Linked DNA regions of Homo sapiens: all the other regions are linked to region 6. A link is a contact called in ENCODE Hi-C or POLR2A ChIA-PET data. All regions are on one chromosome and are shown on one strand. Each heading gives the region's core, a stretch centred on a gene start or an enhancer-like site at or near the end of the contact. The rest is flanking DNA. Distances are from core to core; before and after follow the strand shown. Region 1 holds the start of ZNF101 (zinc finger protein 101). Region 2 holds the start of ZNF253 (zinc finger protein 253). Region 3 holds the start of ZNF93 (zinc finger protein 93). Region 4 holds the start of ZNF14 (zinc finger protein 14). Region 5 holds the start of ZNF682 (zinc finger protein 682). Region 6 holds the start of ZNF737 (zinc finger protein 737).

The links. Hi-C counts contacts between places; a loop is a spot of excess contacts on that map. ChIA-PET counts read pairs that join two places held with the same protein, here RNA polymerase II (POLR2A). Pooled maps may share reads with other maps.
Region 1: a loop to region 6 is called in a map of naive thymus-derived CD4-positive, alpha-beta T cell, with 7 times the contacts of the local background. The contact joins the promoter of ZNF101 here to the promoter of ZNF737 in region 6. A Hi-C loop is called at or near these places in 1 of 168 maps with a recorded cell type or tissue (naive thymus-derived CD4-positive, alpha-beta T cell), 2 of 37 single-sample maps with no recorded cell type and 11 of 50 pooled maps. POLR2A ChIA-PET finds 5 or more read pairs at or near these places in 6 of 52 experiments (CD4-positive, alpha-beta T cell, GM12878, RWPE1 and 3 more).
Region 2: a pooled map shows a loop between it and region 6 (21-fold over the local background). The contact joins the promoter of ZNF253 here to the promoter of ZNF737 in region 6. A Hi-C loop is called at or near these places in 10 of 50 pooled maps. POLR2A ChIA-PET finds 5 or more read pairs at or near these places in 6 of 52 experiments (CD4-positive, alpha-beta T cell, HepG2, activated B cell and 3 more).
Region 3: a map of naive thymus-derived CD4-positive, alpha-beta T cell shows a loop between it and region 6 (10-fold over the local background). The contact joins the promoter of ZNF93 here to the promoter of ZNF737 in region 6. A Hi-C loop is called at or near these places in 2 of 168 maps with a recorded cell type or tissue (esophagus muscularis mucosa and naive thymus-derived CD4-positive, alpha-beta T cell), 1 of 37 single-sample maps with no recorded cell type and 9 of 50 pooled maps. POLR2A ChIA-PET finds 5 or more read pairs at or near these places in 3 of 52 experiments (CD4-positive, alpha-beta T cell, activated CD4-positive, alpha-beta T cell and naive thymus-derived CD8-positive, alpha-beta T cell).
Region 4: a map with no recorded cell type shows a loop between it and region 6 (14-fold over the local background). The contact joins the promoter of ZNF14 here to the promoter of ZNF737 in region 6. A Hi-C loop is called at or near these places in 2 of 37 single-sample maps with no recorded cell type and 7 of 50 pooled maps. POLR2A ChIA-PET finds 5 or more read pairs at or near these places in 2 of 52 experiments (activated B cell and activated CD4-positive, alpha-beta T cell).
Region 5: a pooled map shows a loop between it and region 6 (12-fold over the local background). The contact joins the promoter of ZNF682 here to the promoter of ZNF737 in region 6. A Hi-C loop is called at or near these places in 1 of 37 single-sample maps with no recorded cell type and 11 of 50 pooled maps. POLR2A ChIA-PET finds 5 or more read pairs at or near these places in 4 of 52 experiments (CD4-positive, alpha-beta T cell, activated CD4-positive, alpha-beta memory T cell, activated naive CD4-positive, alpha-beta T cell and 1 more).

What each region holds. Positions count from the first base shown.
Region 1 is chr19:19,667,483-19,671,812 of GRCh38, reverse strand. It overlaps ZNF101 (zinc finger protein 101), which reads right to left and starts at 2,974. Exons shown (of 4, transcript NM_033204.4): 1 at 2,847-2,974. The coding sequence starts at 2,849. RefSeq lists enhancers at 2,153-2,718, 2,719-3,285 and a silencer at 2,565-2,764.
Region 2 is chr19:19,863,370-19,867,585 of GRCh38, reverse strand. ZNF253 (zinc finger protein 253) reads right to left here and starts at 1,704. Exons shown (of 4, transcript NM_021047.3): 1 at 1,587-1,704. The coding sequence starts at 1,589. It overlaps LOC124904664 (a long non-coding RNA gene), which reads left to right. Exons shown (of 4, transcript XR_007067169.1): 1 at 1-1,150; 2 at 3,777-3,951. RefSeq lists an enhancer at 1,244-1,673.
Region 3 is chr19:19,899,482-19,903,528 of GRCh38, reverse strand. ZNF93 (zinc finger protein 93) reads right to left here and starts at 2,583. Exons shown (of 4, transcript NM_031218.4): 1 at 2,438-2,583. The coding sequence starts at 2,440. RefSeq lists enhancers at 832-1,381, 1,930-2,479, 2,014-2,613.
Region 4 is chr19:19,730,816-19,735,255 of GRCh38, reverse strand. It overlaps ZNF14 (zinc finger protein 14), which reads left to right and starts at 2,144. Exons shown (of 4, transcript NM_021030.3): 1 at 2,144-2,300. The coding sequence starts at 2,298. RefSeq lists a silencer at 2,489-2,638.
Region 5 is chr19:20,037,987-20,042,344 of GRCh38, reverse strand. It overlaps ZNF682 (zinc finger protein 682), which reads left to right and starts at 2,840. Exons shown (of 4, transcript NM_033196.3): 1 at 2,840-3,002. The coding sequence starts at 3,000. LOC105372309 (a long non-coding RNA gene) reads left to right here. Exons shown (of 3, transcript XR_936387.2): 3 at 26-57. RefSeq lists an enhancer at 2,494-3,070.
Region 6 is chr19:20,564,414-20,568,413 of GRCh38, reverse strand. It overlaps ZNF737 (zinc finger protein 737), which reads left to right and starts at 2,633. Exons shown (of 4, transcript NM_001159293.2): 1 at 2,633-2,776. The coding sequence starts at 2,774. The region is part of intron 2 of LOC105372316 (a long non-coding RNA gene); the gene reads right to left. RefSeq lists enhancers at 2,781-2,830, 3,041-3,200.

The sequences.
Region 1 (4,330 bases), core at 1,725-4,224, 900 kb after region 6:
CGTTGAAAAATATCTGCCGGGCACGGGGGCTCACGCCTGTAATCCCAGCACTTTGGGAGGCCGAGGCGGGCGGATCACGAGGTCAGGAGATCGAGACCATCCTGGCTAACACGGTGAAACCCCGTCTCTACTAAAAATACAAAAAATTAGCCGGGCGTAATGGCGGGCACCTGTAGTCCCAGCTACTCGGGAGGCAGAGGCAGGAGAATGGCGTGAACCCGGGAGGCGGAGCTTGCAGTGAGCCGAGATCGCGCCACTGCACTCCAGCCTGGGCGACAGAGCAAGACTCTGTCTCAAAAAAAAAAAAAAAATCCTAACACCTAAGGTGATGGTATTAATATTACGGGCAGCAACTCTGGGAAATAACTGGGATTACATGAGATCATGAGAGAGACCTAGGAGTACAGATTAGTATCCTTAGGAAAAGAGATGAGTATCTATCACTTTCAGATGTCATTCAGTATTTTTTCCATAATAAACTATTCAGTAAACAAAAGATCATATCTGACTACTTCTAGATGTTGCCAAACTTATCCCAAAGGATTCAGCGTTAATCTGTCAAATCCAGATAACACAAAACAGAACAGAGTTATCCACCATCACAAATTCCCCAACCTGCAAAGGAGAGGAGCTGATGTGCTGGTGAATCTTTGTAAATCACTAATTTCTGCTTATCTACCATGCCTTTTTTTATTATGTATTTTTTGAGATGGAGTCTCGCTCTGTCGCGCAGGCTGGAGTGCAGTGGCGCGATCTCCAGCTCACTGCAAGCTCCGCCTCCCGGATTCACGCCATTCTCCTGCCTCAGCCTCCAGAATATCTGGGACTACAGGCGCTCGCCACCACGCCTGGCTAATTTTTTTGTATTTTTAGTAGAGACGGGGTTTCCCCGTGTTAGCCAGGATGGTCTCGATCTCCTGACCTCGTGATCTGCCTGCCTCTGCCTCCCAAAGTGTTGGGATTACAGGCGTGAGCCATCGCGCCCGACCTACCATGCCTTTTTTTTGTGGGAATGTATTCATATTCTGCAGCCATAATGGAAGATTTCCTTTTTTTTTTTTAAAGACAGGGTCTCACTCTGTCGTTCAGTGCAGTGGCGCAATCACAGCTAACGGCAGTCTCAACCTCCCCGGGTTCAGGTGGCTCTCCCACCTCAGTCTCCTGAGTAGCTGAGACTACAGGCATGCGCCACCATACCCGGCTAATTTTTGTATTTGTTGTAGAAATGGGGTCTCGCCACTTTGCCCAGGATGGTCTCAAACTTCTGGGCTCAAGAGATCTTCCCGCCCCAGCCTCCCAAAGTGCTGGAATTACAGGCGTGAGCCACCTGGGCAGGAGAATCGCTTTTGACTTCCAGAGCAGACTGGGCAACATAGTGAGACCTTGTCTCTACAAAAAATAAAAACTAGCCGGGCGTGGCGCATGCCTGTGGTCCCAGCTTCTTGGAAGACTGAGGCAGGAGGATTGCTTGGGCCCCAGAGGTTGAGGCCGTAGTAAGCCATGACTGTGCCACTGCATGCCACCCTGAGCTGCCTCAGAAGGGAGAAGTTTCTTTCTACTGTTTCTGGCCCCACCCCACCCCCAAGGGCCAGCAGGGAATCCCTCTGGAATTTCCTAAGGAAACTTCTTTTCAAAAGACAAGAACTCCTCCCTAGGAGGCTCATCAAACAACCAGGAAAGATTAACCACGCCAGGACAGACTTTTCACCCGTTCTTCCGAGGGCAGCTGGAAGAAGTCCCTGGACGGTCCTGAAACCCAGGACCAGAAAGATAGGAGGGTGGGCTGAGGACCCAATACCCTGTGAAGTTCCCAAGAGAAGCCTCCACCCAAAGACTGTCTGATAAGGTGGCCGCGCCTAGGGAAGGTAAAAAGAGGGCAGGCACAGTGATTTTTTTTTTTTAACATCGGAGTGTCAGGGGGTTATTTTCTGCTTTGCTCGCATGTGAAATGTTCACAAACGGAAAATGAACTTTTTAAGAAGTGCCATCTAGGGCTCCTTGGAAAAGATGACAGTTAAAACACTGGGTCTTGCCAGGCGCAGTGGCTCAAGCCTGTAATCCCAGCACTTTGGGAGACCGAGGCAGGCAGATACCTGAGATCAGGACTTCAGCACGGCCAACATGGTGAACCTGTCTCTACTGAAAATACAAGTTAGCCGGACGTGGTGGCGGGCACCTGTAATTCCAGCTACTCAGGAGGCTGAGGCAGGAGAATCACTTGAACCCGGAAGACGGAGGCTGCAGTGAGCCCAGACAGTGCCACTGCACTCCAGCCTGGGCGACAGAGTGAGACTCCGTCTCAAAAATAATAGAAATAATGATAATAATAATAATGTGAAGTGGATGTACTGGAGGGAGAACTTAGGGTTGGGGAATGCGGGGAAATTTAGGGATTTACTGCAGCCCTGGGAGGAGCGAAGCTGGGGGACGGGGTCGTGGGTTTGAAACCCAGCTTCCCACACCTTTGGAAGACTCCGAAGGAAACGGGGACCGCCTAAGGGAGGAGGAACTGGGGACCCCACAGGCCACGGCTCCTCCCGCACGAACCCCACACCCGAGGCGGGATTCCCCCTAAGACCCTCCTGAGGCCCCCGCACGATCTGGGGAGACGCGGGGCTGCGGGCGCGGAGCTGCCCTGAGAGGGCTCCGGGGCCGGGACAGGACACCCGGGGTCCCGGCGGCTGGTCCAGCTCCACCCGGCGACCGAGGGGACCAAGGGTCGAGCTGCGCCTGGGGGACTCGGGTCCCAGACCCCCACAGTCGCCGCGGGGAGGCCCAGGTCCAGCCACTGCCGGTTCCGACCAGCTCCTCCTCAGGTCTCCGGACGCCCGGCTCCGCACGCTCACCATTTCCGGCTTCCGGGTGTCCTGGGTCCTTCCTGGGGCTGGAGCAGCCAGAACAGGTCCCACACGACAAAATCAGCCGTATCCGGGGCACCAGGGGCTCCCCGAGGAACTAAAACCCGGACCCGAATGGGGGGCCGGCGGGAAATGAGACCGCTTCGGGCTTTGGAAGTTGCCCCTCCTCCCGGCGCACCTGATTGGACAGTTTGCCGCACAGCGCCTCTGACTGGCTGGTGCCCCAGGTCCCGCCCCTGGGGCTTGAGCGACAGGAGAGGTGATCGGAATCCTCAAATAATCCGCTCGCTGTGTGGGGTGTGACTGACAGGTGCTACCCACAGCCCCTCGCTGGGACCTTGGACCTGGACTTGCATGGAAGCAGAACTTGCTCCCGTTAGGGTCAACCCAACCAGACTGTTCCCCTCCTTCCCCCATCAGTCTTACAATACAGTCCTTTGTGACCGCCACACAACTCCCCCCGGGCTAGAAGTAGACCTCCTCCCCACTGACCCTTCCAGTAACTGTTTGTTCAAAAGACTTCAGCTGAACCGGCAGACAGTTCCAGGATGCGGTCACAACACCTGCCCACCTTGCATAACAAAGCTGGCAAAAACATCTCCAGGATGCGGTCAGGACACCTGCACCCCCGACTCAGTTCTCACACCCCAGCCCAGTTCCTCGCCCTATAAAGCCCTGCTGTAGTCTGTAAGCGGGGCTGCCTCCTCTAACTGTGGGGGAGCAGCCCAGCAGGTTAATAAAACTTACTTGACTGACTTCAGGTCTCTTCGTCCTTTCGGCTGACCTTACAGCTCCTGGTTTTCCGGAGCAGGCCCTGTCGGCTTCCTGTACTCAGTGGGTCCTTCCTGCTGCTTTTTTTTTTTTTTTTTGAGACGGAGTTTCGCTCTTGTTGCCCAGGCTGGAATGCAATGGCACGATCTCAGCTAACTGCAACCTCCGCTTTCCGGTTTCAAGCGATTCTCCTGCCTCAGCCTCCCGGGTAGCTGCGATTACAGGCGCCCACCACCACTCCCGGCTAATTTTTGTATTTTTAGTAGAAATGGGGTTTCACCATGTTGGCCAGGCTGGTCTCGAACTCCTGATCTCGTGATCCGCCGGCCTCGGCCTCTCAAAGTGCTGGGATTACAGGCGTGAGCCACCGCGCCCAGCCGCCTCCTGCTTCTTTTTCCGGAACACCGGTCACATGAGTGTGCACGGAATTCCAGACTCCGTGTTCAGTGAAGCCATCCCTCCACCTTGGAGCTGGAGAGACTCCCAGGTCACAATGGAACAGGTAGGAGGCCCTGATGTCCTCCAGAGATCAGGAATTTATGAGGCTATTGGTCCCATGGCCAAGGCTTCCTACACGTTACTTCTTCTCAGGCTACTCCTTTTCAGCCAAGAAAATAAAAACATGCCTTAAAGGGAACAAAATTATTAAATGCAGGGAAAAACTGGAGTAAACCACTTTTTTTTTCTTTTTTTTTGAGACG
Region 2 (4,216 bases), core at 455-2,954, 700 kb after region 6:
ACCAACCTGGGCAACATTGCAAAATCCTGTCTCCACAGAAAATACAAAGAGAAAAATTGGCCAGGCGTGGTAACACCAGCGTGTAGATCAAGCTACGTGAAAGGATGAGGTAGGAGAGAATTGCTTGAGCCAGGGAGGTTGAGGCTAAATAAGGCTGCATCACTCCACAGCACTCTAGCCTGGGCAATAAGTGACACTCTGTCTCCAAAAATAAAATAAAATAAAAGATTTAGTAAAAACAAAATATGGTACATAAATATCATGGAATACTCTCTGGCCATTTAAAAATAAATGATCATGTCCTTTGCAATAACATCAATAAAGCTGTAGACCATTATTTCAGAAAACTAATGCAGAAACAGAAAACCAGACATTCGCCATCACACCCAGCTAATTTTTGTACTTTTAGTAGAGATGGGGTTTCCCCATTTTGGCCAGGCTGGTCTTCAACTCCTGACCTCAAGTGATCCATCCACCTCGACCTCCTGAAGTGTTGTTATTACAGGCGTGAGCCACCGCGCCCGGCCCCATAAATTTTTAATAGGAGAAAAGGGAAACTGTGAACCCTGACAGATATAATAGATTCCTCTTCAAGGGCCTAACTTTCTTGTTCCTTGTTCTTAGGACCAACTTTTTTGTACCTCTTTGTACCTAGACACCCGCTCCGTAAACAACCCAAACCGCCTGTTCCAATCTGCGACCCGAACCCCTTCCTTATTTGGAAAGTAGCCAATCGGGTCAGCCTAGATTGTGAGGTCAGACCCCGGCCAATGGGGGAAGGACACAGAGGCAATAACGGCGTTTAGGGTTAAAAACCCCTTTCAAACTGGGAGGCCGAGGCGGGCGGATCAACTGAGTTCGGGAGTTCAAAACCAGCCTGACCAACATGGTGAAACGGCATGTCTACTAAAAATACAAAATCAGCCGGGTGTGGTGACGCATGCCTGTAACCCCAGCTACTCGGGAGGCTGAGGCAGGAGAATCACTTGAACCCGGGAGACGGAGGTTGCAGTGAGCCGAGATCGCGCCATTGTACTTTAGCCTGGGCCACAAGAGCAAAACTCCGCCTCAAAAAAAAAAAAAACCTTCCTTCCTTTCTTCTGTGTGCTCTTGCGATCAGGTCGGACGCGAGCAGCACTCTTCTTCAGAAGTAAATATGCCTTCCTGTGAAATTTTCTAAGTGCTGGGTAGTTTTTTGTTTTGTGTTGTTTTGCGGCACCAAGCGCTTGTTTCTAACAACCTCACGGACCAAAGCTCTTCCCATTCATGAACCCGCAGGGAACCGAGTCAGGATTCTCCCCTGACGACCCTCCCGTGGTCCTTGCATGATCTGGGAGAGACGCGGTGCTGCGGGTGCAGAGCTGCTGAAAGAGGGCTCCAGGCCAGGGCACAATCACTGTGCCGGGCCCCGGATGTCACCGCAGCCGCCATCTTATGGCTGAAGGGGACTGAGGCCGAGCTGGGCAGGGAGAACTCCGGCGGCAGATTGTGGAGCTGACTGTGAGGAAGCAGAGTCCCGCCAGAGCCACTTCCCACCGTTCCAAACAGCCTCTCCCCTCTCTCGGGACGTTGGACCCGGCACTCACCATTTCTAGGCTTCCAGGGGTCCCGGGGTTTAGCTGTGGCTCTCCCAATACTTGCAGGTCACACGGCCACAGAGGACGGGCCTCTATAAGCACAGGACACAGAACACTGAGGATAAACCTGGAGCTCCCGCTGCAGCGAGAAACAAAGGCCCCCAGAAACCATGTGGTTCGCTCCAGCTGCGTGCCTGATTGGACGGTTTCCGGCCCAGCGTCCCTCATTGGATAATGCCTAAGGCCCCGCCTCCCCAGCCGCTGAGTGACAGATGTGATCAGATACTGGGCTGAGTGAAGAAAGAGTGACAGCCTAGGCTGCAGCCTTTTCTTTCTTTCTTTCTTTCTTTCTTTCTTTCTTTCTTTCTTTCTTTCTTTCTTTCTTTCTTTCTTTCTTTCTTTCTTTCTTTCTTTCTTTCTTTCTTTCTTTCTTTCTTTCCTTTCTTTCTTTCTTTCTTTTTCTTTCTTTCTTTCTTTCTTTCTTTTCTTTCTTTTTTCCCCCCACCGAGACGGAGTTTCCCTCTTGTTGCCCAGGCTAGAGTGCAATGGCACGATGTTGGCTCACCGCAACCTGCACCTCCCGGGTTCAAGCGATTCTCCTACCTCAGCCTCCCATGTAGCTGGGATTACAGGCATGCCTCACCACGCCCGTCTAATTTTTTGTACTTTTAGTAGAGACAGGGTTTCTCCGTGTTGGTCAGGCTGGTCTCGAGCTCCCGATCTCAGGTGATCCGCCCGCCTCGGCCTCCCAAAGTGCTGGGATTACAAGCGTGAGCCACCGCGCCTAGCCTAGCTGGAGCCTTTTCAAACGGCTTCCTCCCTGAGCTGAGCATCCCATCCCAGAGCATGGGAAAATTCTATCTCATATTCTCTCTCTTTTTGAATGTATTCAAAAGGTGAACAGAAGTACTTTGCTGTCATATTAATAATACATGAAATGTTTGTTCAAGAGAAAGTCAACTTTTACTTTGGTAATAGTGTATTATCAATACTAAAGCTAATTTTAATAAGACCTTGTAAAGCCAGGTGCGGTGGCTCAGGCCTGTAATCCCAGTACTTTGGGAGGCTGAGGAGGGCAGATCACTGGGTCAGGAAATCGAGACCATCCTGGCTAACACGGTGAAACTCTGTCTCTACTAAAAATACAAAAAATTACCCGGGCGTGGTGGCATGCACCTGTGGTCCCAGCTACTCAGGAGGCTGAGGCAGGAGAATGGCTTGAACCCAGGAGGCAGAGGTTGCGGTGAGCCAAGATCGCACCACTGCACTCAAGCCTGGGTGACAAAGTGAGACTGCGTCTCCAAAAATGAATAAATACATAAATAAAACCTTGTAAATAAACAAAATTTGTCATTTTTGACCTCTCGAGATTTACATATATAATTTGTAATCTCCTGTAATTTTTTAACTATATTTTATTTATATCTACATTCTTTTTATTTTTTCAGTTTGAAACAACCTTTAAGTAATTTCAAACTGTTATAGGAGATAGAAAGAAATCATTTAGGGACAGGTGCGTTGGCTCACGCCTGTAATCCCAGCACTTTGGGAAGCCAAGGTGAGTGGAATACTTGAGGTCAGGAGTTAAAGACCAGCCTGGCCAACACAGTGAAACCCCATCTCTACTAAAAATACAAAAAATTAGGCGGGCGCGGTGGCGGGCGCGGTGGCGGGCGCCTGTAGTCCCAGCTACTCGGGAGGCTGAGGCAGGAGAATGGCGTGAACCCGGGAGGTGGAGCTTGCAGTGAGCCGAGATTGCGCCACTGCAGTCCAGCCTGGGCGATAGAGCGAGGCTCCGTCTCAAAAAAAAAAAAAAAAAAAAAAAATTAGCCTGGCGTGCTGGTGCACATCTGTAGTCCCAGCTACCACGGAGGCTGAGGCAGGAGAATCGCTTGAACCCAGGAGGCGGAGGTTGTGTAAGGCCCAAGGGGTTCACCTGGCCCTTTGCCTAGACAGAGATGATTCATCAAGACAGGGGAATTTGTGGAGGAAAAGTTAAATATTAAATTTGAACTCAATTAAACGTGGACACAAACAATTGTCACGAAGTCCTGGAACAGGTTGTGTGAGCCTTCTGAGTTGTTCATTCAGAGCTGTTTCAGTGATATCTCTATTTCAATCTATTTCTATACATTAGTTATTGAAAAACAATAGACAATCACAAAAGCAAGTTGACCTTTTTGTGTTCCTTGTGCCCAGTTGCGGAAGGCCCTCGTGACTGGACCTCCTGCCAAACAACTCGTTACAAAAAACTGAGGGTACCAGACTGCGCCAAAGCTTCATGAGACCTGTCCTCATCTGTGCAGAAATGAGTGGCCGACTCTGGAACCCAGGCTGTTGCTTACCACCTTGGTGGTGAAACCTCCATACTCTAGTGAGTGTAAATATATATATATATATATATATATATATCTTTTCCTTTCTCCTCTTCCCATTGCAATTTGCTTATTATATCAATGTGGTTCTTATATCAATATGCTTGTTATATTGATCTGTTTATTATATCATTTGCTTATTATATCTGCATTGCCACTTACGTGGAATAAACTTGTTTACCATTAAAGGTGTTGTGTGTGTGTCTTTCCTTCTCCCCTCATGTGTTTCCCACCCGAATATTTTTGGTGTCACAAACAGGATTC
Region 3 (4,047 bases), core at 1,334-3,833, 660 kb after region 6:
CCCAAAGTGCTGGGATTACCAGCACTGGTAATCCCAGTGCTGGCCTCCCAAAGGCATAAGCCACCGGGCCAGGCCTAAAATAAAATATTTCCTAATCAAACTTTACTTAGGTTTATCTCCCTTCCTCAGGCTCCTGAACTTTGAGCTACCCTCACTCTGAGTCAACATACAGCCCCACTTTACATCCCTCCTAAGAACATGCTGATTTCAGGGTAAGACATTCTCTGATGTAAAATCTGACTTTTTCACCCTCCATTTGCCATTCCCCTCCCACCTCCTTTCTAATCTTGTTTGCTCCTCCCTAGGGAGAAAAGCCCTTTTCTGCCTACATTTTTGCAAGCCATAAAGATTTTAGAGTTAGTTGGTACTTCCTCCTGTTGTAATACTTTTTTGAAATTCATCTTTTACATAAATTAACGTTTTTATTTTACAAAGTCTAAAATGTTCCTCAAAACAATAACAACTTCATCGTCAGTAAGATCCTCCCAAAGGCCGGGCGCGGTGGCTCACGCCTGTAATCCCAGCACTTTGGGAGGCCGAGGCGGGTGGACCATGAGGTCATGAGATCGAGACCATCCTGGCTCACACGGTGAAACCCCGTCTCTATTAAAAAAATTTTTTTTAATTAGCCGGGCGTGGTGGTGGGTGCCTGTAGTCCCAGCTACTCGGGAGGCTCAGGCAGGAGAATGGCGTGAACCCGGGAGGCGGAGCTTGCAGTGAGTCGAGATCGCACCACTGCACTCCAGCCTGGGCGACAGAGCGAGACTCCATCTCAAAAAAAAAAAAAAAAGATCCTCCCAGTTTCCTTTCATCTTAACCTTAACTGCATCTGCTTGTGGGGCCCCAGCTTTCTGGGGCTCTGTACCTTCTCTCAGAATAACGCCTCCTTCCATGGCTCCGGTGAATAGGCTGGGACATCTGCAGGGGAGGCTCCCCAGAAAAAGCTAAATAGGACTTTATAAACTCCTGTTGGCTGGGCCCTGTGGCTCATGCCTGTAATCCCAGCACTTCAGGAGGCCAAGGCAGGCAGATCACCAGAGGCCGGGAGCTCGAGACCAGCCTGACCAACATGGAGAAAACCCGTCTCTACTAAAAACACAAAATCAGCCAAGCATGATGGTGCATGCCTGTAATCCCAGCTACTTGAGAGGCTGAGGCAGGAGAATCGCTTGAACCCAGGAGGTGGAGATTTCAGTGAGCCATGATTGCGCCACTGTACTCCACCTGGGCAACAAGAGCAAAACGCAAAACTCTGTCCAAAAAAAAAACCTTCTGTTTTAGGCTTAATATTAGCCTTAGCTTGGAGTCACTAGGCTCAAGCTTTGTCATGTCAGAGTTATTCACTTGGTTTTTGAAACTCAGTGTTTGAAAAATCCGTGAAATTACTCAAACACAGTATTTACATAAGGGAAGGAAATTTTAAGATGTCTATTTTTTTTTTAAGACGGAGTCTCACTTTGTCACCAAGGCTGGAGTACAATGGCAAGCTCTCGGCTCACTGCACCTCGCCTCCCAGGTTCAAGCAATTCTCGTGCGTCAGCCTCCCAAGTAGCTGGGATTACAGACGCCTGCCACCAATCCCGGCTAATTTTTGTATTTTTAGTAGAGACGGGGTTTCACTATGTTGGCCAGGCTGGCCTAGAACTCCTGACCTTGTGATCCACCCGCCACGGCCTCACAAAGTGCTGGGATTACAGGCATCAGCCACCGCGCTGGGCCAGGAAGGGGATTTAACCCTAACGCAGTTCCGGTTTTTGTGTCCTTCCCATATTGGCTGAGGTCCCACCGCACAATCTAAGCTGATCCTGGTTGGGCTAGACACAAACTTTTTCCATATAGGGTAAACGCGCGATGTTTTGAGAAAAGGAGAATGGGGAAAAAGAAGGGGTAGGGTTGATTTACAATTTTTACAACTTATGACCAGGAAGTTGAGTCTCTGAAGAGGAACTTAGCTGCCCTAACAACTCCTCAAGTGATCCGCCCGCCTCGGCCTCCCAAACTGCTGCGATTACAGGAGTGAGCCACCTTGCCCAGCCCCATAAATTTTTAATAGGAGAAAAGAGAAACTGTGAACCCAACCCACTAAAGCTCTTCCCATTCGTGAACCCGCACTCCGAGTCAGGATTCTCCCCTGACGACTCTCCCGTGGTCTCTGCACAATCTGGGAGAGAAGCGGCTCTGCGGGTGCGCAGCTGCCCAGCGAGGGCTCCAAGCCAGGGCACAGTCACCGCACAGTGAAGAGACAGGACGCCTGGGGGCTGCGCTATAAGCGCAGCCGCCATCTTATGGCTGAAGGGAACCGAGGCCGAGCTGGGCAAGAACTCCGGCGCAGATTGTGGAGCTGACTAAGGGGATACCTGAGTCCCGCCACCGTCACTTTCCACCGGTTCCAACCAGCCCCTCCCCGTCGCTTGGGATGTCGGACCGGCACTCTCACCATTTCTAGGCTTCCAGGGGTCCTGGTGTCTTAGCTGTGGATCTCCCAATACCTGCAGGTCACAGGGCCACAGAGGCTGGGCCTGTAGGAGCACAGGACACAGAGTAGTGAAGAGGAGACCTGGAGCTCCGGCTGCACCGAGAGACAAAGGACCCGCCAAACCAGAAGCCGCCCTGTTCGGTCCGGCTGCTTGCCTGATTGGACGTTTCCAGCCCAGCGTCCCTGATTGGATAATTCTTAAGGTCCCGCCCCCTCAGGACCTGAGTGACAGAAGATGTGATCACATGCTGGGCTGAGTGAAGAAGAGTAACAGCCTAAGCTGCAGCCTTTTCAGCCAGGGCTTCCTCTCTGAGCTGAGCCACGTCCACCCCAGAGCATGGGAACATTCTCTTTTTTACTCTCTCTTTTTGAATGTATTGAAAAGGTGAACAGAAGTATTTCGTTGTCATATTAATAATACCGTTGGAAGTAAAGTGTTTGGTGTCGCAAAGTGAAACCAGTACTCAGGCAAAAGTTTTTTTAGTAAGGCAATTTACTTCTGCAAAAGGTTTTTGTTTGCATTAATCACGATCGCAAGAGCACCCTGAACAAAGGAGGGAAGGGGTTTTTATTTTTAACGTAAAGTCTCTTCCTCTGTGTTACTCCCCCATGGGCTAGGGTCGGACCCCACAATCTAAACTGACCCGATTGGCTATTTGTAAATATTTTTCCAAATAAGGAAGGGAAGGGGCATGTATAAGTCACAGTGGTGGGACGTGTGGTTTTGAAGGGTGGGAAGGCTGCAGAGTGAGTAATCAAGGGAACAGATGTGAATTATTGATTAGAGCTGTTGGGAAGGAAGGTTGTTACAGTAACTAGGGGCAAGGAGGCATGGAGAACAAGCAAGTTGAGTTTGAGAACAAAGAACAAGAAAGTTAAGACTAAACCTTTGAAGAGGAATTTTATTGTATTTTACAATTTCCCCCTTTTAATTTTTATAATTAAAAAAAAACCTTTTTTTTTGAGATGGAGTTTTTGCTCTTGCTGCCTAGGCTGGAGTGCAATGGCACGATTTTGGCTCACTACAACATTTGCCTCCCAGGTTCAAGCAATTCTCCTGCCTCAGCCTCCCGAGTAGCTGGGAGTACAGGCATGTGCCACCACGACCAGCTAATTTTGTGTCTTTAGTATAGATGGGGCTTCTTCATATTGGTCAGGCTGGTCTCTAACTTCTGACCTCGGGTGATCCGCCCGCATCAGCCTCTCAAAGTGCTGGGATTACAGGCGTGAGCCACTGCGACCACACGCTTTTTAAAACTTTTTAAACATACCTTTACTTTGTTGTTTGACTTGATCTTTTAAAAGGAAAAGTTTATCTGAATAAGGTGGAGGAGAACTAAGGGAGGTTTTCGTAAGTGTCGTTTTTATAAGTCTTTGTACTAGCCCACAGATGCATGGTATGACACAACACCCAACAAGAATTAGTACACCTATTACAACTATAAGAGAAGTAAGAATTGAGGCTATGACTTTTTTTCGTTTACTGAACCACCTCTCTAGCCATTCTGAAAACGTGTTATTGACCCCAGAATTTTTAGCTAATTCATTGGATAAAGTGGTAAGTTCGTGTA
Region 4 (4,440 bases), core at 895-3,394, 830 kb after region 6:
AATTGATAACTTTTGTATTTCAAAGGACACCACCAAAAAAGTGAGAACACCTTTTGGGATCCTTGTGCACTGTTGTTGGGAATGGAAAATGCTATGGCTGCTAGGAAAAAGAGTATGGCCATTCCTTAAATAAATAATAAATACAAAGTAATCATATGATCCAGGAAGTCTGCTTCTGAGCATACCCTAAAAAACTGAAAGCAGCAACCCACATATTTGTTCACCCATGTTCATAGACATATTATTTACCATAGCCAAAGGCAGAAGCAACCTAGGTGTCCAGGAAAGGATAAATAAGGCCGGGCGAGGTGGCTCATGCGGTAATCCCAGCACTTTGGGAGGCCAAGGTGGGCAGATCTCTTGACCCCAGGAGTTTGAGACCAGCCTGGGCAACATGGCGAAACCCCATCTCTGCTAAAATTACAAAAATTAGCTGGGCATAGTGGCACATGCCTGTAACCCCAGCTACTCAGGAGGCTGAGGCACAAGGATTGCTTGAGCCCAGGAGGTGGAGTGCAGTGAGCCGAGATCACGCCATTGCACTCCAGTCTGAGCAACAGAGCAAGACTGTCTCAAAAAAAAAAAAAGAAAGAAAGATAAATAGATCCAGAAAAATCCAGAAATTTGATATCTACATACAATAGAATACAATTCTATTCTATTGTATGTAGATTTAGGAACTGACTAATTTAGGAACTCTTTAAAAAATGTTTAAATAAAGCATTAAAAAGAAGTAAATTGGGGACAGGCGAGGTGGCTCACACCCCCAGCACTTTGGGAGGCCAAAGAGGGCAGATCACCTGAGGTCAGGCGTTCGAGACCAGCCTGGCCAACATGGTGAAACTCTATCTCTACTACAATACAAAAATCAGCCGGGAGTAGTGGTGGGCGCCTGTAATCCTGGCTACTCAGGAAGCTGAGTCAGGAGAATCACTTGAACCTGGGAGGCAGAGGTTGCGGTGGCTGAGCGCCACTGCACTCCAGCCTGGGCAACGAGAGCGAGACTCCATCTCCAAAGGAAAAAAAAAGAAGTAAATTGGCCGGTGGCAGTGGCTCACACCTGTAATCCCAGCACTTTGAGAGGTCGAGGCAGGAGGATTGCTTGAACCTAGGAGTTCGAGACCAGCCTGGGCAACAGAAGGAGACACACATCTCTACCAAAAATTAAAATTAAAATTAAAACAATTAGCCAGGCCTGGTAGTGCGTGCGTGTAGTCCCAGATACTTAGGAGGCTCAGGTTGGAGGCTTGCTTGAATCCAGGAGTTGAAGCCTGCAGTGAGCAATGATCACACCACTGCACTTCAGCCTGGGCTACAGAGCAAAACCCTGTCTCTTAAAAAAAAAAAAAAGAAGAAGAGGCCGGGCGTGGTGGCTCACGCCTGTAATCCCAACGCTTTGGGAGGCCGAGGCCGGCAGATCACGAGGTCAGGAGATCGAGACCATCCTGACTAACACAGTGAAACCCCGTCTCTACTAAAAAAATACAAAAAATTAGCCGGGCGTGGTGGCGGGCGCCTGTATTCCCAGCTACTCGTGAGGCTGAGGCAGGAGAATGGCGTGAACCCGGGAGGCGGAGCTTGCAGTGAGCCGAGATGCGCCACTGCACTCCAGCCTGGGCGACAGAGCGAGACTCCGTCTCAAAAAAAAAAAAAAAAAGAAGAAATAAATCCTAACACATACTACAAGGTGAAGCTCGAGGACATTATGCTAAGTGAAATAAGCACGTCAGGAAAGGACAAATACTTTATGACGCCATTTACATGAGATTCCCACAGTCAAATTCACGAACTCAGACAATGGAATGGAGGTTGCAAAAGACCCTGAGGGAAGGAGGTGCACGGGGAGTTGTGCAACGAGACAGATTTCAGTGTTGCAAGATGAAAACAATTCTGGAAATTGGCTTCACAATGTGAATGTATTTAACAGTACTGAAGAGAACACTTAAAATGGATGGGAGGCAAAGAACACATTCGGTTTAAACGCAAACGTCCTGGCGGGGACAAGCCGGACTGAAGCCAGGCCAGCTCAACCACGCCCCTTCCTGCTCCGCTGTCACTCAGTGATAAAGAGGCGGGGCCATTGGATCTGTCCAATCAGGACCTCAGCTGAAAAGATGTGAGCGGCGCCACGCTGGGCCTGCGCAGTGCGGACGTCGCCATTCCTGGCCCATGGGAAGATTGCGTTTCACCTGCTCCTGAAGGCCGAAGGTGGCTCTAGCGCATCCTTTGTCGCGCCGTGACCTGCAGGTACTGACAGATCCGTAGGGAGGACACCGTGACTTCCCGGACGCTGGGAAATGGTGAGTGTGCGGGGCCAGTGTCCGAGGGGAGGTTTCTGGTTGGAACCGTCTGTGGCCGAGGCCGGGGACCTCCTTGCAGTCAACTCCGGGGTTTGCAGACCCGGGGGCCACCGCGGGCGCAGTTCGGCCCTCGGTCCTCTCTGTGGGAGCTGGACCCGCAGCCGGGAGCCCCAGCGTCCTGTCCCGTCCCCGCGGGGCGACCTCGGCCCCCGGTCCTGGAGCCCTCTATGGGCAGCTCTGCGCCCGCAGCCCCGCGTCTCCCCGGATTGTTCGGTGACAGCGGGAGGGTCCTGGGGAGATCCCATCTCGGTCTGTGGGGTTTGTGCGTTTAAGAAACCACTTGGTTGGAAACCTTACGATGAATCCACGGGTGCGTTTCCTCACTTGTGAGAACCGAAGCCTGGCTAGGTCCTTGCTGCCGGGGTCAGGTTCCTGTGGCTGTTCAAACGCCCCTGCCCTCATCACCAGGGACTGACCCCCTCTAGTGCTCCCAGCACTCAAGTCTGGGGGTGTTTTTGACCTTCTGAATGTGGGCTTTCTTTTCGAACTGCGGGGAAGGGGACTCCTTATCTTAACTGATCAGAAAGTTTGTGTTTCTTCCCTTTGGACTCCTTGATCAAATATTAATTCTAGCCACCCTTAATTCCAGTTTCCCTTCGCTCTGGGTAATTTTGTTCCCTTGCGTGAATGTGTGCGATTTTTAGTTTCTTTGGTTTCTGGATGGAATTAATTGTGAGCTTGTTCAGGTTCTTTTAAATTTTCTTGTTTGTGTGTGTTTATCTGTGTGGTTTCTACCCAAGAGATTTCGCCTATGTTGGAGTGCCATGATGATGCAAAATCTCTGTATGTCATTTGTTCCGTATATAAGTGGTAAGCATTTTTTTTTGTGTGTGACGGAGTCTCGCTCTGTCGCCCGGGATGGAGTGCAGTGGCGCGATCTCCAGCTCACTGCAAGCTCCGCCTCCCAGGTTCAAGCCATTCTGCCTCAGCCTTCCCAGTAGCTGGGACTACAGGCGCCCGCCACCACGCCCAGCTAATTTTTTTGTATTTTTAGTAGAGACGGGGTTTCACCGTGTTAGCCAGGATGGTCTCGATCTCCTGACCTTGTGATCTGCCCGCCTTGGCCTCCCAAAGTGCTGGGATTACAGGCGTGAGCCACCGCGCCCGGCTAAGTGGTAAGCTTTGAGGTGTTTGTGAGAGTGATGTTTATGACACACACCACTTTGATACATTCTGATTGTAAGTGTATGTTGTGATTTTTTCTTTCCTCGTGTGGTTGTAATAGGTCAGTGTGTTTTTCTCTGAGCAATTAACCAGTGGAAGGTTCCTAAGTCTAGAGTCATTGTGGGTAGTTTTGTTGTTGTTTTTTTTCTTTTTTTTGAGATGGAATCTCACTCTGTCGCCCAGGCTGGAGTGCAACGGCATGATCACAGCTCACTGCAACCTCTGCCTCCCTGGTTCAAGCAGTTCTCCTGCTTCAGCCTCCTGCATAGCTGGGATTACAGGCACCCACCACCACACCCGGCTAATTCTTTTATTTTTTAGCAGAGATGGGGTTTCACCATGTTGGCCAGGCTGGTCTTGAACTCCTGACCTCAGGTGGTCTGCCTGCCTCAACCTCCCAAAGTGCTGGGATTACAGGCATGAGCCACCGCGCCTGGCTGATTGTGGGTATTCTTTTGATGCTGATATGTCAGTTTGGGTACCATATCTAGTTTGGGTACCCTATCCTGAAAGGTGTAGTATATAGTTTTTCAGAATTGGAATACTAATTATTTTTGTATAAAATAATCAATAAATAATGGTTTTTCTAAGGTGGTTATTTGTAGATTATATCTTTTATCTGTCTGTGTACTTGGGTCAAAAGCTAGTTGTGAGTCTCCTCATCTTAATTCAAGTAGGCTTAATATACGTGACCTTGAATCTTCACATCCTGATGGTTTGGATGTATCCAGTTGAACTACAGCTGCTTTATGCCAGTGTTTTGTAAATAATTTTCCTGATTGTATTGGGTTTCTTTTTTTATATTTTCTTTCTTCTTTTGAGATGGAGTTTCACTCTTGTTGCCCAGGCTGGAGTGCAATGGGGTGATCTCGGCTCACCGCAACCTCCGCCTTCCAGGTTCAAGCGATTCTCCTTC
Region 5 (4,358 bases), core at 1,591-4,090, 530 kb after region 6:
TGCTTTATTTTGTTTTCTTTTAAAGGCAGACACGTGGCGGGGTGCAGTGGCTCACGCCTGCAATCCCAGCACTTTGGGAGGCCGAGGCGGGCGGATCACCCGAGGTCTGCCCAACGTAGTGAAACCTCGTCTCTACTAAAAATACAAAAAATTAGCTGGGCGTGGTGGTGCATGCCTGTAATCCCAGCTGCTGGGGAGACTGAGGCAGGAGAATCGCTCGAACCTGGGAGGCAGAGGTTGCAGTGAGCCGAGATCCGCGGCACTGTACTCCAGCCTTGGCAACAGAGCAAGACTCTGTCTCAAAAAATAAAAATAAAATAAGGTAAGATAAAATAAAATAAAATGGACATGTGTGCTCAGGGCACCATCAGATGTATATTAATATTCCAAGTTATTGATTCATGTTCTAACCTTTGGGTGACCCCCTAGGTCTTTTAATTTTCACCTCAATTCGGTAAGTAGCATGGTTTTTTGTTTTTGTTTTGTTTTGTTTTTTTGAGACGGAGTCTTGCACTGTCGCCGGGGCTGGACTGCAGTGGTGCAATCTCGGCTCACTGCAACCTCTGCCTCCCAGGTTTCAAGGATTCTCCTGCCTCAGCCTCCCAAGTAGTTCGGATTACAGGCGCCCGCCCCCCCGCCCGGCTAATTTTTTGCATTTTTTGCATATTTAGTAGAGACGGGGTTTCACCACGTTAGCCAGGCTGGTCTCGAACGTCTGACCTCGTGCTCCACCCGCCTCGGCCTCCCAAAGTGCTGCGATTACAGGCGTGAGCCACCGCGCCCGGCCAGTAGCATGATTTTAACTTTTTGGGATGTGATTTTGTTTTCAGCAAGGTTCTCCCCTGAGAATGATGCTCACCGGGACCAGGGCACACAGCACAGTGCCCTGTGCATAGTATACACTGAGCACACATGGAACCAGGTTCAATCAGGAACAAAGCGAGTAGCAGAGGTTGGTTCTGCAAAGTATAGTAAGTGGGAAATGAGTTAAGATTGTAAGGTCACAACTCAGCAGCAAACGTTTTTACATGCATTTGAAAAACCATTTATAACTAATTCATCAAAACTGTTGATGAAGGCCAGGTGCGGTAGGTCACACCTGTAATTCCAGCACTTTGGGAGGCCGAGGCGGGTGGATCACGAGGTCGAGAGATCGTGACCATCCTGGCCAACATGGTGAAACCCTGTCTGTACTAAAAATACAAAAAGTTAGCGGGCGTGGTGGCAAGCGCCTGTAATCCCACCTACTTGGGAGGCTGAGGCAGGAGAATCGCTTGAACCCGGGAGGCGGAGGTTGCAGTGAGCCGAGACCGCACCATTGAACTCCAGGATGGGCAAAAAGAGCAAAACTCTATCTCAAAAAAAAAAAAGAAAAAGCTGTTGGTGAAAAGCAGTAGTTTGGGTACTTGGCTACACACTGTAATCACCCTGAGAGCTTTAAACCATATTGTTGCCCAGATCCAACTCCAAGGATTCTAATTTAATTGGTCTGTTGCAACTTGGGCTTCAGGGATTTTAAGTTTACATCCTGCCCCGCCCCTCCAGTCATTCTCCACACCCCCCGCCGCCACCACCACCCTCCCCACGAAGTCTCACTCTGCAATGGCGCGATCTCGACTCACTGCAACCTCCGCCTCCCACGTTCAAGCCATTCTCCTGCCTCAGCCTCCCGAGTAGCTGGGATTACAGGCGTGTGCCACCATGCCCGGCTAATTTTTGTATTTTTAGTAGAGATGGGGGTTTCACCATGTTGGCCAGGCTGGTCTCGAACTCCTGACCTCAGGTGATACGCCCGTCTCGGCCTCCCAAAATGCTGAGATTATAGGCGTGAACCACCGCTCCCAACCCCGCAGGTGATTTTTATTTGCCAGGGGTAAGAAGCACTGGATCTGATGAAGAATGCATTAGCTGTGAGTGATTTTCATGTATGCTGCCGGGATTTGCCCCATGGCAACTCTGGAGACTGGGGTTTTAGAAAACATCCTTGCCCTGTTAAAAATTAGAAGATGACTTCAAGACATACTCAGCTGCTTGGCTAAATTGCAGAAAGAGAAAATGCCTTCTTCAGAGATCTTTTTTTTTTTAAACTTGGTTTCACTCTGTCACCCCGGCTGTAGTGCAATGGTGTGATCGTGGCTCACTGCAGTCTTGGTCTCCCAGGGTCAAGTGATCCTCCCGCCTCAGCCTTCTGAGTAGCTAGGACTGCAGGCGTGCACCACCAGACTTGGCTAAATTTTTAATTATTTTTTGTAGAGATGGGATCATCGCTATGTTGCCCGGGCTGGTCTTAAAACTCCTGGCCTCAAGTGATGCTCCCGCCTCAGCCTCCCTAGTTGCTAGAACTACAGGCACAGGCTACCACGCCTGGTTTCTTTTTTAAAATGTGGCTACTAGAAAATGTAAAATTCATATGTGCTTCACAGTTTATTTCTTAGAGAATTGCCTCCCTTGCGACATCTTAGGCTGCCTGCTCAAAAGACTGGAGGCTAGGAAAATGATGAAATCTGAGATTTTAAAATAATTGTCATTATATTGTTTCCATTTGTGAATAACATATGTATACTATTCACAAATAAAGATAACTTTATATACAAAGTTAAATGCAAATGTTCCCCAGGAAGGGCCAGTTTCCAATTCAGGAAGGAAGCGCGCCAGAAAAGGGTTCAGGAAAAACCTGTAACTCTTGCCTTATTCAACACATTCTCAGATCACGCCTCCTGTCACTCATGACCTGAGGGGGCGGGGCATGGAACTGTATCCAATCATGGGCGCTAGAGTGGGAACTGTCCAATCAGGTGCGCAGCCAAGGTAGAGGGGGCGGTGTCCTGGAGCTGGCGGGGCCTTTGTCTCGCTCCAGCCAGAGCTCAGGGTCCATCTTCATTGCTTAGTATCCTCTGCTCTAGTAGTTCCCGGTGACTGTCGCAGCCTCTGTTGCCCTCTGACTTGCAGATGCTGTGAGATCCAGAGCTAAGACTCCACGACATCCCGGAAGCCGAAAAATGGTGAGTGTGCCAGGCCGCGCATCCCGAGGTGGGGGCAGGGCTGGTTGAAACCGGCCGGAACCGGCAGTGACGGGACTGGGGCCTCCCAGCTGTCAGCTCCGGAGTCTGCGGACTGGAGTCCCCGGCAGGCACAGCTCGGCCGTCGATCACCTCCGGGCACAGGATGCGAGGTGGGCCAGCAGCCGGGACCCTGGGCGGGCATCCCGTTCCGTTCTCCCGCTTCCCGCCCGGAGCCCACCCTGGGAAGAGCCGCGCGCGTTCTTGCGTCTGCCCCGACTGCGGGGACAATGGAAGCGTCCTCAGGGCAGAGTCCAGACCCCGTGTGTGGTTTGTGCGTGGGAAGTGCTGTGATCCCGGGGGTCCTCAGTCTTTTCCTTCTCCTGTTTAAAAACTATGGGAGTCACCTTTAAAATGTTGAAAACTTATTGAAGTTAACAGTGATTTATGCTCAGAGAGCACCCAGCCACGGTTTGTGGTTGGGGGTCCAGCCGAAGAGCTTGAAGGAAAGTTTTTTATAAAGTGCAGGATGAAGCAAACCGAATTCAGTAACTGACTCGTTCCAGTTATGTAGTCATCTTATTTAGACTATTCAGGTTGTCATTGCCTGGTTATGTAATCAGAAGTTAATTGAAGGTTTGTGGTTGCTTAAATCTGAAAAATCTGAATTTTGTTTCCCCCTAAGGTAGCAATTTACAAGAAATGTATTTGCCTTTGATTTTTTTTTTTTTTAATGTAGGAACTCAGGGTACTAGAGCCACCTCAGTCTAACTGCCTGCTATTTATTTAACACTCCACAGAAGTGGTTTTCTCTTGGATTTTCCAAATGTGTGACAAACAGAATCTCAAAGCTACCACTCTGTTGCCCCAGCCTAACTCTGACTTGCAGTTGAATTTTAAATTTTCAGTTCTTTCCTGACATTCTTCAACACCAACTTCCCCTCTCTAATTCACAACATTATCAACTATTAGTCCTTTTTTGTACATTTCAGACACAGTATTTTGATTGATCATTATTTCAAAGAGCAGCGGATGGCACTTTTTAGAAAAAGAATTGTTTTTCATTTGCAAACATTTTACAGGAGATGAAAGCAGAGAATAATCCCAACACTCCACCATGAAAAAAAAAAAGACCAAAAAACAAAAACCTTTGTGCCAATCTCCCTTTAATCTTTCCTAGGCACAGACACCTTATCAGAATGTTTTTGGGTTGAGGTTCCACTTTGGAAACTTCACAGGGCAATGCATCCTCAGCCACCCTGTGTTATTTTCCTGGTTTTGAGTTTCAGAACTGTCTGGGGATGACATGAGATGCCCACAGTGGCTGTGTCTCCTGAGGTGTCTAGTGAATATCAGCCC
Region 6 (4,000 bases), core at 1,384-3,883:
TGGGGGAACTCATGTCTCAAGTCATAATAGGAATTTCAGGTCTCATAAAAACATCATGGTTGAAGCATAGGTGTTCTATTTCCAGCAAAGCTCAATAGCAAGCTAACAGTTGCTTCTTGAAAGAGGTATAAGCTTTTCCTCCCTCTGGTGGTTTCTGGGTCCAAATCCCGAAAAGTACCCTCTTCCCATCTTGTTTCTGCCCAAGGCTCCAATTAGCATATTGATCTAGGACAGTTACTTGCAGTTCTACTGGCCCATCCCGTATGGGCCATAGATCCAGGGCCAGTTGCACTGCTTGTTTAGCTTGTTCAAAGGCCATGCTCTCTTTCTCTCCCCAGTGAAAGTCATAGCGTTTTCTAGTGGCTGCATGCAGAGGTTGTAAAATGTTACCCAAGTGGGGAATATGATGTCTCCAGAAACCAAACAAGCCAGTACATTAGTGGTAGGGGTTGCAAAATCTAGTATTTTAGCCTTAGCCTTTGGTAAAATGGACTATTTATTTGCATTCCATAAAATGCCAAGGAATTTTATACTTTGTGCAGGTCCTTGAATTTTACTAGGGTTAATTTCCCATTTTTGAAATAGGAACTGGGTTTTTACCTGCTCGAAGCCCCGGCTGACTAGTTCTTCAGTTTTATCCTGACTGGGCCACCTGGACAGCTGCTTTTTTCAGCGATAGGCTGATAGCTTTGAGCTTTATCAGTCAAGACATTGACTGGCATTGGGCCAGTCTGGAAGTCAGATTAGCATTTTCCTTTTCCGCTTACATTTATCTTGTAGCAACCAGCCCCTATCACGATACATTAACTTATAAGCAGTAAGCAAACACCATCCACTCCGGGAGATCCCTCAGCATCTCCTTTGCTGACTGGAATCCCCCGCAGCACTTCCCGCACAGTCAAAGGTTTAAACTGCACTAATTTAGATTCCCAATTCCCACAAAAACCAGTTCCCCTTGACCATTTAATCACCAAGAGGGAGAACTGGGGGAGTTCCCATCCCAGGATATGGGAAGTCCCTGAGCCCTCCAGCCCTGTCCTTCTAGTCAAAAAGGGGTACACTTTTGTTTTCAAATCCTATTTGTGATGCCAAAAATGTTCTGTGAGGCAAATGTGAGAGGGGAGAAACAAAGACACACACACAATACCATTAAGGGTAAACAACTTTTATCCCACGTAAATGGCAATGCAGACATAATAAAGTAATAATATAATAAGCAAATGATATAATAAGCAAATAAATATAATAAGCAGATTGATGTAATAAGCCAATCTTAATAAGACGAGGAAATGGGAAAAGATATATATATATATATATATATATATATATATATATTTTCCCTCACCAGACTATGGGGGATTCACCACCAGAGAGGGAGGCAACAGCCACAGCTCTAGAGTCAGCCACCCGTCCATCGTACACAGACAAGGAGAGGTCTTATGAAGCTTCAGGGCGGTCTGGGACCTTAGCTCTTTTGTAACGAGTTGTTTGGCATAAGGCCCAGTGATGAGAGCCCTTCACGACTTGCCTCAAGGAACACAAAAAGGTCAACCTTTTTTTGTGATTGTCTATTGTTTTTCAACAACTAATATATAGGAATAGATTGAAATAGAGATTTCTTCAATACAGCGCTGGATGAACACCTCAGGGGCTCACACAACCTGTTCTGGGACTTGGTGACAATTGTTTGTGTCCACATTCAATTGAGTTCAGATTTAATATGTGACTTTTCCTCCACAAATTCCCCTGTCTTGATGAATCGGCTCTGTCTAGGCAAAGGGTAAAATAAACCCCTTGGGCTGTTACACAACCTCCGCCTCCTGGCTTCAAGTGATTCTCCTGCCTCAGCCTCCGGTGTAGCTGGGACTACAGATGTGCACCCCCACACCCAGGTAACTTTTTATATTATTAGTTATTATTATTATTTATTAGTTATTATTAGAGATGGGGTTTCACCATGTTGGCTAGGCTTGTCTTGAACTCCTGACCTCAAGTGATCTGCTCACCTTGGCCTCCCAAAGTGTTGGAATTACCAGCGTGAACTATCCGTGCCTGCCTCTAAATGATTTCTATCTCCTATAGCTGTTGGAAATTAAAGATTGTTTCAAATTGAAAAAATAAAAAGAATGTGGACAAAAATAAAATATAAATAGTTTTTTAAAATTACGAGATATTACAAAATATATATGTAAATCTGGAGTGCTCAAAAATGACAAATTTGATTTATTTATAAGGTTTTATTAAAATTAGCTTTAATAGATTTTACCATTACCAAAGTAAAAGTTGATTTTCTGTTGAACAAAAATTTTATGTATTATTAATGACAGCAAAATACTTCTGTTCACCTTTTTAATACATTCAACAAGAAAGAGAGTAAACAAGAGATAAAATATTCCCATGCTCTGGGGTGGGCCTGGCTCAGCTCAGGGAGGAAGCACTGTTTGAAAAGCCAGCTGCTTAGGCTGGCACTCTTTGTTCACTTAACCCAGCATCTGATCATATCTTCTGTCACTCAGGGCCTGAGGGGGCGGGGATTTAAGCATTATCCAATCAGGGACGCTGGGCTGGAAGCCGTCCAATCAGGCACGCAGCCAGAGTGAAGCGGAAGGCTTCCGGGTTTTGCGGGGCCTTTGTCTCTGCAGCCGGAGCTCCAGGTCTTGTCTTCACTGCTGTGTGTCCTCTGCTCCTAGAGGCCCAGCCTCTGTGGCCCTGTGTCCTGCAGGTATTGGGAGATCCACAGCTAAGACGCCCGGGAGCCCCTGGAAGCCTAGAAATGGTGAGAGTGCCGGTCCGACATCCCGAGAGAGGGGGATAGGCTGGTTGGAACCGGTGGGAAGTGGCTGTGGCGGGACTCAGGCCTCTGCGCAGTCAGCTCCACAATCTGCACCCTGAGTTCTCCTTGCCCAGCTCGGCCTCAGTCCCGTTCAGCCATAATTTGGCGGCTACGCTGACAGCCGGGCCCCCTGGCGTCCTGTGTCTTCCCTGCGTAGTGACTGCTCTGGCCTGGAGCGCTCCGTGGGCAGCTCTGCAACCGCAGCCTCCCGTCTCTCCCAGAATGTGCAGGGACCACCAGAGGGTCGTCAGGGGAGAATCCTGACTCGGGGTGCAGGTTCATGAATGGGAAGAGCTTTGGTCCGTGGAGTTCACAGTTTCTGTTTTCTGCTATTCAAAATTTATGGGGCCGGGCGCAGTCGTTCACGCCTGTAATCCCAGCACTTTGGGAGGCCGAGGCAGGCGGATAACTTGAGGTCAGGACTTCAAGATAAGCCTGGCCCAAATGGGGAAACCCCATGTCTACTAAAAATGCAAAAATTAGCTGGGTGTGATGACAGATGTCTGTAATCACAGCTTCTCGGGAGGCAGAAGTGAGAGAATCGCTTGAACTCCGGAGGTGGATGTTGCAGTGAGCTGAGATCTTGCCACTGCACTCCAGCCTGCGCGACAGTGAGACTCCGTCTCAAAAAAAAAAAAAAAATTCCTGGTTATGTAATTACAGTTTAATTGGCAGTTTATAGTTGCTTAAGCCTGAATTTTGTTTCCCCTAATGTAGTAATTTCCCAAAAAATGCACATGAGCTTAGATTTTTTTTTTTTTGAGGTAGAAATCCAGGGACTAGAGCTTCTTCAGTCTAATTGCCTGCCACTTAATTATTTTCACACGCCACAGCGGACTGATTTTCCCTGGCATTTTCCACATGTGTCTCAAGCAAGGCCTCAAGTGTACCCCATGTTCCTCAATTTATTATTTTTATTTTTTTTTTTTTGAGACGGAGTCTCGCTCTGTCGCCAGAGCTGGAGTGCAGTGTCAGATCTCGGCTCACTGCAACCTCCGCCTCTCAGGTTCAAGCATTCTTCTGCTTCAGCCTCTGGAGTAGTTGGGGCTATGGGCACGCGACACCACGCCCAGCTAATTTTTGTATTTTTAGTAGAGATGGAGTTTCAGTATGTTAGCCAGGAATGCTAGTTACCAAGGAAAAAAATAGGGAAAATCTCTCTTCCAT